Linked DNA regions of Homo sapiens: regions 1 and 2 are each linked to region 3. Evidence: read pairs that join two places in POLR2A ChIA-PET (ENCODE). Cell type or tissue: OCI-LY7. All regions are shown on one strand. Region 1 overlaps PFKFB3 (6-phosphofructo-2-kinase/fructose-2,6-biphosphatase 3). Region 2 has its middle 7.4 kb from the start of IL2RA. Region 3 has its middle 14 kb from the start of LINC02649.

What was found. Peaks named below come from ENCODE experiments on the same cell type or tissue, not always from the same donor. Only the 100,000 strongest peaks of a DNase experiment are listed, where the experiment ranks them.
Region 1: POLR2A ChIA-PET joins it to region 3 with 5 read pairs; 3 of 35 experiments call an interaction of 5 or more read pairs at or near these places.
Region 2: POLR2A ChIA-PET joins it to region 3 with 6 read pairs; 2 of 35 experiments call an interaction of 5 or more read pairs at or near these places.

The regions. Positions count from the first base shown.
Region 1 is chr10:6,219,075-6,223,074 of GRCh38, reverse strand. PFKFB3 (6-phosphofructo-2-kinase/fructose-2,6-biphosphatase 3) reads right to left here. Exons shown (of 15, transcript NM_004566.4): 7 at 3,382-3,506; 8 at 2,210-2,417; 9 at 1,548-1,694; 10 at 1,330-1,434; 11 at 91-220. Among named protein-coding and RNA genes, the nearest start is that of PFKFB3, 18 kb to the right of the region's middle. RefSeq lists enhancers at 3,470-3,969, 3,970-4,000. In OCI-LY7, no CTCF peak of the experiment used is centred here; no DNase peak of the experiment used is centred here.
Region 2 is chr10:6,067,725-6,071,724 of GRCh38, reverse strand. It overlaps the pseudogene RPL32P23. Among named protein-coding and RNA genes, the nearest start is that of IL2RA, 7.4 kb to the right of the region's middle. RefSeq lists a silencer at 3,015-3,104. In OCI-LY7, CTCF peaks have their summits at 117 and 2,798; DNase peaks (open chromatin) are centred at 2,394, 3,154 and 3,560; H3K4me3 peaks cover 1,819 bases; H3K27ac peaks cover 4,000 bases.
Region 3 is chr10:6,310,994-6,314,993 of GRCh38, reverse strand. It overlaps a transcript of PFKFB3 not described here. Among named protein-coding and RNA genes, the nearest start is that of LINC02649, 14 kb to the left of the region's middle. RefSeq lists enhancers at 1-108, 109-609. In OCI-LY7, CTCF peaks have their summits at 880 and 1,084; DNase peaks (open chromatin) are centred at 1,093 and 1,553; H3K4me3 peaks cover 834 bases; H3K27ac peaks cover 845 bases.

The DNA of each region.
Region 1 (4,000 bases), 92 kb after region 3:
GGGCAGGCCACGGCAGGTCTGCGGCTGACCCCCCGCCGAGTGCCAGTCCCCTCCTCCCTCCATCCCGGGGCCACGACCTGCCCGAGGTACCTGCACTCTTATCCAGGAAGTAGGCAAGCAGGCAGCGCAGGACGGCCTGGTGGCAGATGACCAGCACATTCTCCTGCCGCTCCAGCTCCATGATCACTGGCTCCAAGCGCTGGACCAGGTCCTGGTAGGACTGAGCACAGAGGGCCGGGCCCACGTGAGCTCAGGGCACTCGGGAGGGGCTCTGCCGCTGGCCACAGACTGCATCAGACCGGCCAGAGAGCCACGCAAAATCAATCATCCATCATCAGCAGTGGTTGAGAAGGAGCAGGGTTTAACGTGGACTATTGCTCAGCCACAAAAAGAGTGAAGCCCTCCCCACTCCGCTCCCACACGGGGGAACCTGGAAAACTCAATGCTGTGTGAAAGAACTGGGCGCAAAAGGCACGTGTGGCATCTGACTCCACTGACATGGAATGCCCAGAATAGGCAGATCCAGATGCAGGAAGCAGACGGGCCGGTGCCGGGGCTGGGCCGGGCAGGCGGGAGCGGCTCCTAACAGGTCTGGGTTTCTTTGTGCAGTGAGGGAAAGGCCTGGAATTTGTGGTGATGGCTGCACAGCACTGTGAGTACACTAACATGCACTAAATCATAACTTTAACGTGATGAAAGTGGTCAATTTTAGGTTATGTGTATTTTCTATCAATTTAAAAATGTAAAAAGAAGCAGGAGGGCTGTGACTTTAGAAAAAGACCAGAAAAGCTCCTGCTCCTGTGGGCTCTCTGCTGTGCTAACCAGGGCCCCGGTGTGTAAGGCTTAGTCTGAGGCCAGAGGACAGTGGGCCTGCAGGGGCCTGAGGCACGACACTGCTCAGCAGGGCACGGGCAGGGAGGACACACCAGGCCCAGGAGGATCCCATCGGCAGAGGAGGCAACAGCGTCCTCAGCCACAGCCACCCGGGCACCGTGCACGGGGAAGCACAGACGCTGCCCAGGGGATATAGAGCCACCCCTCCTGCCAGCCTGCCCACCACCCTGCCCAGTGGACCTTCACACACCACCTTCCTCCTCTCCCATATAGTTCTATGTCCCTAGGGAAACACATCTCACTTCTGCTTATGGGAAAATGCACTTCACCCCAGGCTGTTAGAAGGTTCAGTTTGGGGGGACTCAGTTCCAAGGTGGAGGGTGTAGGAGCCCCCAGAACCCACACGGAAGTGAACTCCCTGGAGGGGTGGCCCAGCCCTGCACAGCAGTGGTCATGTGTGCTGGGGACCGTCAGCCCGCCCCAGCCTGCGCTCACCTCCCCGGTGGGGTAGCGGTAATAGTACTTGTCCTGCTCCCGCAGCGCATACTCCTCAGGGTAGGTGTCCCTGATCTCCTCGTAGGTCAGCTCCTCACAGACGCCCTGCGGGGACCCAGTGGTCACTCAGGGGAACAAACCACAGGGGTGTCTAGGGCCTCTTGGGAAGCCGCCCCATGCCCGAGGGTGAGGCTGCCTGCCCGCCTCCCAGGACTCACCGCGTCGATCTCATTGAGCGCCTTCCACTGCTCGTAGGGCAGCCGCAGCGCCTCGGCCGTCTGGATGGTGCTCTTCAGCTGGCTGGTCCACACGCGCAGGTCCTTCAGGTTCTGCTCCTCCACGAACTTGCTCAGAGCACTGGCAAACTGAGAGGTGGTGGAGGGGGACCACTGATTCCAGATGCCCGCAGCTCCTCCAAGAGCCAGGGCTGGAGCAGGCAGCCCACGTAGGGCTGTGCACTACCTGGTTACACCGTGGGGGCCCCAGGCCACTGGGACAGCCACAGCCGCACACACCCTACCCAGAGACCAGGCTCAGCTCTTCCTGCCCCTTCCCTTCCTAGTGCACAACCGCGCACACATCACACACATGCACAGAGATACACACACCAGAGACACACATACAAACACATACAAAGTAACACAAAGACACACACACACAAAGCCACATGGATAGGCGTAGACACACACACACACAGAGCCATACAGAGATGCACACAGATATGCATAGAGACGTGCAGGCGCACACACAGATAACACACACAGCAAGCACACCAAGCAGCAGCAGCAGCAGCAGCAGCAGCACACAGCTCCCCACCCACCCTATAGACCCTGCAACCGCCCTACAGCCAGAACGGCCCATGCGGCAGCACACCCCGCACCTTCTTGCCCCGGCTGGACAGGCCTGAGTCGCCCCCGATGCGGCCCTGGAGGTTGTGCTCGTTCTCGCCGTGCCGGCACAGGTAGATGGTACGCGGCTGCACGTGGATGTTCATCAGGTAGTACACGATGCGGCTCTGGATGTGGTCCTGCACCCGGTTCACCAGGAACCTCCGGCCCACGTCAATCACCTTGATCAGCGACAAGTCCCTGCAGAGAGACCCCACCGAGAACCACAGCTCAGGCCACCACCCACAGCAGGATGCACCTGGCCCGTCTCCGAAGATGTGATCCCCAGAGAACAGCAAGGCGGGACCGTAGGCCCCTCCAGGGCACAGACTGAATCCTTCTAAGGGGCAGAGCATATGCGTAAGACAACTCCCACAGCTGGTGTCTGGCTGTGAGGCTGGCCTGCCTCCCAGAAAAGGGGGAGAAAAAAGAAAGAAAATGGAGAAAAAAAGAAAGGGGCCTGTGCAGTGGCTCATGCCTGTAATCCCAGCACTTTGGGAGGCCGAGGCAAGAGGATTGCTTGAGTCTAGAAGTTCAAGACCAGCCTGGGCAACATAGCAAGACCTCATCTCTACTAAAGAAAAAAAAAATTAGCTGGGCGTGGACACCCACACCTGTAGTCCCAGTTACTCATGAGGCTGAGGCGGTAGGATTACTTGAGCCCAGAAGTTTGAACCTGCAGTGAGCTATGATCATGCCACTGCACTCTAGCCTGGGAGACAAAGGGAGACCCTGTCTCTAAGCAAGCAGGCAAGCAAGTAAGTAAGTAAATAAATAAATAAATAAATGGAAAGAAAGGAAAGAAAAAAGAAAGGAACTATCGGAGGGACAGTAGCAAAATCAGGCTCAACTCTATGTTGACTTCCTGTACTTCTACACAGTGTTCAAAATATTCCCACTGAATATGATTTGTCATCAAGGATTGTTTTTAAAAGATATTTTCAAAGAGAGTTGATAAAGGTATCCAGCGGCTGTATGTGGATCACCTGAGGCCAGGAGCTCAAGACCAGCCCGGGCAACATAGCGAGACCTCATCTCTACAAAAAAAACTGTCTTAAAAAAATTTTTTTAAAGGTATCCAGGAGCAAATCCTTTGTGGGAACATCAAGAATTCAGTAAGAACCCTCATGTGGGTCTTGCAGAGACGGCCAGCCACGGGAATCACCTGTCGCATTTGTCGGGGTCGAGGGGCTGGTAGCTGGCTTCATAGCAACTGATCCTCTTCATGAAGTCGTCCATGGCTTCTGCCGAGTTGCAGTCTTTGTAATCCGGGCTGGAGATTTTAACTTCCTGCAACACCACAAAGGGGTGGCTGATAAATCACGCTGGAAGGCTTTCTGCTGAGATTAAGCAGGATTTGGGGCTTTCAAAAGGGGAGCGCACAGAAGGCTCAGTATAAAGATTATCCGGCCCAGCGTGTAAGAGAAAGGGAGAAAGATGCTGGGGGCTGAGTCACAGCCTGATGTTACATGGGGAGGATTCCCTGGGGAGATGGAGAACTGAAGCCGGAAGGACAGAGACAGGAAACCCACAGGGATTCCATAATGAACACCTCTGAATGCTCCAGCAAGTCAGGATCTGTCCCGTGCCCGAGTCACCGCCAGACAGCCTGGCGCTGAACTCAACCGAGCTCCACGTGAGGATCCGCAATGCTCCCCGTGCCGGGAGGAGGCTGCTGGTTCTAAGGTATGCTCAGGAGTTCCCAGAGATGCCTCTGGCCTTGTGTGGTTTCTCCTCCACCCCCCACTGCCTGAGGCAGCCCCAGTGTGACCAGTCCGTGGTTA
Region 2 (4,000 bases), 240 kb after region 3:
AGCAGAGTACATGCTGCCCAGCGGCTTCCAGAAGCTCCTGGTCCACCCCGTCAAGAAGCCGGAGGTCCTGCTGAGGTGCAACACATCTCAGTGTGCTGAGACTGCCCTCAATGTTGCCCCCAAGAACTGCAAAGCCATCCTGGAAACAGTGGCCCAGCTGCCCATTGGAGTCACCAATCCCAGTGCCAAGCTGTGCAGCAAAGAAAAGGATTAGACTGCTCATGTGCACGTTTTATTTGTTTTTAAATTAAAAAACAAAAAAAAGAAAGAAGGAGGAAGTGGAGGAAGAGGAAGGAGGAGGGAGGAGGAGGAGGAATTTACATCAGCAGGCCGATCACATACTAGTCCTTGAATTCATGGTTGAATGTACTGACCATTCTCCCTACGGACACTTGAAGGTTTCCATCAAACCCTTCATAACATATTGCATAATTGTGGACTCTAGACTTGGGCCACAACTGAGTGATTTTTTTTTTCTCAAACCCAATTCCACAAAGTAAAAGCCTGATGAAATACAGTGAAGGCTGATGCCTTATTAACTGTGTTTCCCAAATCCAGAGCTCTAAAAAGGTTCTGCATACAGTCATTCATTCAATGCTTAACGACTGAGCATTAATTCCATGCTAAGTACTGAACTCAGCACTAGGAATAAGAAGGCGACCTAGAGGCATATCCTCTCTCTAAAGATGCATAGAGCCTCATTGGAATGATCAGCCGTGTCTCCAGAGAGCTACAAGGCAGTTTTCAATTGGTAAATGCCCTGAGAGTGATGGGCTTGTGGCATGTGTAAGGGTTAGACAGACCTGGGACCTAGACATGACACCACTCCTGACGAATTATGTGAGTGTGGGTGTTTCACAACCACAATGAGATGCAATGCCTGCACTTGTAACATGGAAATAGTGATGGCATGCCGGCCCCGCCAGATTGCTGTGAGAAGTCAGCGGCAGAGACATGCAACATTCTCAGCACAGTGCTTGCCATGTAGTAAGGGCCTAGTCAGTGCTAGTGATTCCTTTCAATATTCCTAAGATGCAGATAAGGGAACAGCCCAGAGGAGGGGGAGCACTTCCAGAGGGAGGGATGCGGTGAGACTTCCTTCAGCAGGGTAGCACTGGAGCTGGGTGTTAAGGAGTGAGTGAGCTTTGGGCTTATGGATTTAACAGAGGAAACCAAGAAAAGAGGAGGCGGTGTTGCAGGAACAGTGAGCAGTTGATGATTTTTATTTTGTTCTCTGGTCTGCTTGGGAACATTTTTGTGGCAAAGACAGCATGAAGGATAGCGAAGAATTAATACTGAAGAGATAGGCCAGGGCAGGTTATGAAGGATTTTGAATACCGGGCTAAGAAATGTGGGCTTAATTTCAAAGACATTATGGACACTCCTAAAATGTTACGTTGTAGATAAGGGAAAAGTATTCTTCCAGAAGATTAAATTGGGGCTGGGCACGGTGGCTCACGCCTGTGATCCCAGCACTTTGGGAGGCGAAGTGGGCAGATCACCTGAGGTCAGGAGTTTGAGATCAGCCTGGCCAACGTGGTGAAGCCCCATCTCTACTGAAAAAAAAAATTAGCCGGGCATGGTGGTGGGTGCCTGTAATCTCAGCTACTTGGGAGGCTGAAGCAGGAGAATCACATGAACCTGGGAGGCAGAGGTTGCAGTGAGCCAAGATTGCACCACTGCATTCCAGTGGGCGACAGAGCAAGACTCAGTCAAAAAAAAAAAAGATTAAACTGGAAGCAATGGGTAAGAATGGTGGAGTGGAGAGACACATTTGAGTGAGGGAAGCCAGCTGAAAAGCTGTACAGACGTCTAGACAAAATGTGACACAAGCATGCCTTCACCTCCCTGCAAAGACCACAGACCACTGAGCTCCAAAGGGGGTTTGGAATCCTTGTCCTGGGCCGCCATTGGTAACTCATCAGTGCTGGCTTGAGAGATAAACTCTATTATCCATCCCTGAACTAAAATCATGACAGAAGTGGCCAGGGAGCTTTGCTGCTATCCCCCCAGGAAACACGTCCTCCACTCAAATGGAAAGAGGACCCTCTGACAACATCTGTGGGACCCAACAGCACTGGTCACCACAAGCCACAAAATGTTAACAAAGTCAGTTTTCAATTGTTAGGGACGGAGGACTCAGTTCATGATTCATACAAACCAACTGTTCTCTCCCAGTGTTTTCTGGGTGGCACAACCCACAAGTCAACAGTGGCTTGGGAACTAGACATTTGAGTAGAGTTGGGTTATTTGATTCATAGTGGATTTTGGTTTTCCACGGGACCCCTGTGCCCTTGTCTAGTAGAATCTGGTGGAAATTACAAACTGCAGAAATTCAACTCAGTGCCGCAATAACAGGATGCACCTGTAGATTTCGTAGAATTAGCAGCAGCATTCTTTCAATACCAGTTTGAGAGAAATAACCCTGTTTGCATAGTGCCAACTGGGGCAGAATCTGAAGTGTCTTGCCTGCCTCTCGGCCATGGGAGGCACCGATCTCAGCAACATCTATCCAACCGCCATCCACTTAACAAGCAAAGATGGAAGGCCCTCGTGCTCCAGGCTATCCTGCAATGGTTCATTTGCTTTTGATGGGATTATCACTTTGACAGATGTGCTTGCAATTAACTGGGGGCTTTCTGCTTCCAATCCAAATTCCCACAGGTGGATCACTGGCTCTTGGGGAGCAAAAACCCTTCTTTGTTTGTTTTTGCTTCTCCCAGAGCCTGGGCAGAGCTCCCCATTCCTGGATCCTACGTTGATATGCACTGAATTGAATTATACTAAAGGGTGCACCCAAGAGTGCATGAGCGAAGTAAAATGTAATTTGTGGGACCTCATGTGGACATTTCAGGTCCGTGTGTACAAGATAAAGGAGAGAAAATCCTGGGGGACACCACAGGCCTGGGAAAATGACCTCCTACTAAGCCTAACAAGAACATCCAGTACATAAACAGCAGGCTCTCTGCAACCGCTTCAGTCCTTCCACTGCCACGCTCCCAGAAAGCAAAGGGTTATCTCCTGTTCGGATTTTGGCTCTGAGACCACAGCTCAGCACATCACTCCTCTAGAGAAAAGAAAGTCTAAGATGAGAGAGTGAGGCTGCTTTCATGTGGTGCCAGCGTATAGTGCAGGGCAGGCCTGATTGCTGAACGGATCCCTGCAGACGTGAGCGGTCACTTCCCCTTTTGAGGGCCCATTTCTTTTCCTCTTTGAGGAGACTGTGAGCGTCCTCAGTGCAGGGCTATGTTTTAGCTTCTTGGCTCTCCTCACAGGTTCTAGCATAATTCTTTGATTAATTGCAGTCAACGTTTATTGATGGATTATGTGACAGAGGTGAAATTCTTTGATCTGGGTTTCAGCTTTTCCTTTCCCCCACTCCCTCCTTTTTCTTTTTTTTTTTTTTTTTTTTAGAGGCGAGGTCTTGCTCTGTGGCCCTGGCTGGAGTGCAGTGGTGCAATCATAGCTCATTGCAGCCTTGACCTCCTGGGGTCAAGCGAACCTCAACGTCTTGGCCTCCTGAGTAGCTGGGACTATAGGCATGCGCCACCACGCTCAGCTTCACCTTTTCCTTTCCTTGTGCTCCCCTGGCAGATATGCTGGTAAACAATGAACCAGTCAAGAGGACAGCAACAGGAGGAAAATGGGAGAAACCCCATTATTCGTGGACTAAACAGGCTTCCCACTAGTCCTGGCTCACAGAGGAAGTCATGCTCCATGTTTCAAATGTCCTCAAAGCTCGTTCAACTCCAAAATGCATGAAGACAAAATGGGAATTTTACTCAAGATTTTTGTGGGCTGTTGGGGAGAAGAGTTAACATTGCAAAGCATATTGCAAACTCTTATCTTCAAATGATTTTAAAATTTTCTTCCAAGCTCTTTATTATTTCTCCAGAGCTGCCCTGCTCTTCCCACTCTGGGTCCTTTCTCTGCCACTCTCCTCAGCATGACTTCTCCCTAATCGGCCAGCATTTCTTTTATTCTATAGAGCAAGTTTTCT
Region 3 (4,000 bases):
TGCAGGGCTTCTGGCCATGCTTCCTGCCTGGACTCTGCTATTCAAGGCCATGCCCCTTTGAGCTGTGGCATCAGTCATTTCCTGGGACGGATAAAAATGCAGAGTGGAGAGAAGAGACGTCCTGGGGTAGGACCCAGCCCAGGAGATCCCTAGTTCCACATCAGCTTCTCATGATGGGTTCGTCACAAACTCCGCTGAGCCCTTCCCGTCAGGCTGTCTAGAAGGGGCAGCTCGTTAGTTCCTACCCTTCGACCCGGCCATTCCCCTTCCAGACACTTATCTTAAGGAAACTGTTCAGCATTTGCTCAGTGAATGATTCATGATTGTAAACAGCACAGGTATGGTTCTTAACAGTAAAAGCCAGTTTAAAACCAACTTAAATGTCCAATAATAGAGTGGGGGGTTGAAGAAGTCATCATATAATGGCACAGAGCAATATTAGCTGCTAAACGTAATACTGTAAAGAGCACATAGGACTATGGAAAGATGCCATGATACGTTATTAGGAGAAAATTACATCACAAAACAGAATGTGTATTATGGTTCCTTTTGATAGATCACACACATATGCACAGACACAGACAGAGACAAAGAAAAGATCTCTACCTAAATCCTAATGGCAATTATCTGTGGGTGATGGGATTATGGGCATTTTGAAAAACTTTCTTTCTGCCTATTTCCATTTTCTGATTTTTCTGCAATGAACATGTGCCTCTTTCCTGGTATTTTCCATAGACCCTAGAATCGTGCTGGACCACAGTAGGTATTCAATTAAACCAAAGTTAATGGAATGAGTAAAAAGAGGAAATCATTTTGGCCTTTTTGCTTCTAGATTATTCCCACATATAGAATGGTTTGGGGAGTGGGAATACTCTATTCATAGGCAATGTAAATTCATCCTAAGCTTTACTTCTCAGGAAACAGTGACTGCCCTTGCTTTGATGTCAAGGGACGCTGCACAGTTTCTAGAAGTCTGGATTTCGCGTCCCATTCCTCTGTATCCTCACCCATACCTGTCCCCTGCCTGCCTCCTCTGCCCACCACCTTGGCGCTAGGGTGAGTGTTGAGGTGTGCGAGGCAGCGGCAGGGGGAGCACCTGTGGAGAGGGTGTTAGCCGCTGAGCTGACAAAACAGAAAAAACTTAGCGTAAAGAACAGTCTCCAAGCCAAGCCTAATTTAATAGCTATTGAGAGCCACATCATTCTTCTTTCATTCCAAGAGTGATGATTTAGCACCCATTATGTGCCAGGGATTAGGCTGGGAACTGGAGACACTGAGATGAATGAGCTGTGATCTCTGCTCTCCATTAGCTCATCATCTAGAGGCAGAAAGAGACTAACAAATCATGAAACCGCAGCACAGCCAATGCAAGGATAAACTAATGCACAAAGGCAAGAAGGGAAATTAAAACCGATCATTTAGGCGAGATGGAATCGGAAGAGTCTGGCAGAGGAGGGGCTGTGAACTGAGTCTCAAAGTGGGAGCAGGAACTTACAAGGGGAAAAGCATCATGCTTGAAGGAACAGCAGCTCGGCAGGAGACAACCGGTCACACTGAGCAACCAGCACCCAGCGTGTTCGGCACCTGGGGCAGGTCGTTTTTAACACCATCTCCCTCCATAAACTACTGATAGTGATAATTATGAAATTAAATGAATGATAGTAACAGCCAGAGTAAAACTGCTGATTGTAGCATTTTCCTTTTATCAAACTTTGTGTGTCTCATGTCTAATCAGACAGTTACAAAAATTAGCAGTAAATGGCAATAAAATCAAAGCATTTGCAAAAGGTAAAAGGTAGGCAGCTATGAAATCATGTCACGGACATTTAATTTCTTGATTTGTCCTTTTGTTTTCAAACAAGCAATAATTAAAAAGCAGTTTCACGTTAAAGCTATCATCACATTTAGTAAGAGATTTCTCATGCGAGCTAAAACTTGCTCTTGCCAAACAAAAGTATTCTACCCCCCAGTTCATACAGTTTCACCAGTTTAAATTTTAAACACTGATTTAGAAATTCCAGGTGGTCACAGGGGATGGCAAAGCGAAATAACTCAAGTTCTGTTTCTTTTCCAGTCACTGATAATCATTGCTTATTTGATTCCACTGTTTAAACAGAAGAGTATGCAGCTCTCACTATGTGCAAAGTCAGCTAGAAGGATTCTGAACTATTAACGGCTTGCTCTTGAAACCAGGGCGTATAGCTAAGTTGACATGTGTTGGAAGTTGACTGTGAGCAGTCGGCCGGTCTCCAAATTTACTTCCATATAGAAAACAATATTTACAAACAAATGACTAATAAAAATCTGCTAATGTGAAACCTTAACATATCATTAAAACTCGGCCAGCACCCCAGCAGTTGTTTAGAACGCATACCAACCAGAGATCTTTTTTCTGGAAGGTGTGTTTAGTAGCTGACATTGTTTAGAATTGCCAGCACATGGCAAAAGTAGATTTTAGCCTATTTTATGATTGTTTTTAAATTTCTCTATGGGCAGTGTCCCTGTTATTGCCTGCACCCCAGGCAGATGGCTCACACGGCCCCATTCTTGGCACACCGCTGACAGTAGGTATTTCATTAGAGCTGAAACTTCAGATAAGATTGGAGCCGAGATGGAGAGACAGTGGTGAGAGATGAGGACAGGTAGAAAGAGCCCAGGCAAAAACAAATTGGAAAAAAATGTATATTTTATTCTTCCAAGATACAAATTATCCTGGTAGATAGAAAAGGAGCTTTCAATCCTACCTCTGTGTTCTTTACCGAAAAGTTCAGCCAAGCTTTCCAGCCCTCCACACAGAAGCCTGTCCGCCTAATCAGGACCCCTCCAAGAGATGACGACAGACAGCCAAGACAATCCCGGAGGCCAGAGCTAAGCACAGCCCCGCTTGCCACCCCTGAGATCAACCCCCAGAGCTTTCCTGTAACCTGCTACTTGGCTACTTTGTCATTTTCCCTTCATCATTTGGCACTTATTCCTGCCCCCGATTCTTATGAACAAGGCCCTCTTTAAATGTAGTCTGTGCCTCTACTTGCAGAAACGTGTGATTCTTGGAGCTATTTCAGGGACCTGGTTTGACATTGCAGCCTTTATACCTTATAGGGACAGATGAAGAGGAATGCAGTGTTCCCAGCTCAGGGAATGCCTGACTTCGACACTTTCAGGCAACTCCAGTGGTATTACTACTGCACACCATTGTGGGTTTGCCTTTACAAAGCATTTTCTTTTTTTCTTTTTTCTTTTTTTTTGAGACGGAGTCTAGTTCTGTCACCCACGCTGACGTGCAGTGGTGCAATCTTGGCTCACTGCAACCTCCGCCTCCCGGGTTCAAGTGATCCTCCTGCCTCAGTCTTCCGAATAGCTGGGATTACAGGCGCCCGCCACCACACTCGGCTAATTTTTGTATTTTTAGTATAGACGGGGTTTCACCATGTTGGCCAGGCTGGTCTCGAGCTCCTGACCTCAAGTGATTCGCCTGCCCCAGCTTCCCAGAGTGCTGGGCCCAGAGAGCCACTGGGCCCAGCCAACAAAGCATTTCTTGACTATAATTTGTAGTGGCTTGCTGGTAGGTCTTCCGTAGGGAACCTGAGAGGTTCTGCCAGAAAAGGAGGAATTAGGGAGAGCAAAAGGCCACAGGTGGCAGGAACAGAACTACCTGGGATCAGAGGAGTGCTTTTGGTGATTTTCCATGGCGGCCCATGCAGGGAGATAGGGGAGCATGGGAAATTGGAAATCAATACAGGAAATCACATTCCTGTATTGATAATGTCATTTTCCTATCTGAGAAAGGGCTGTGAATGTCTCTTTTCTGTCAAGGGCAGGATGAAAAGCAGTCGTGATATGACTGGAGAGGCTGTGAAACCACAAAGCGTGCGCTTCAGTTCTGTCTCTGTTCATTCCCATTAGTGAAGAGTGAGGCAGAAAACTTAGCTTTTTTTGAATCTTAATTTCAACATCTGTTTCTAAGAAGATGAAATTCCATGGGTTTTTTTTCTCTTTTAAC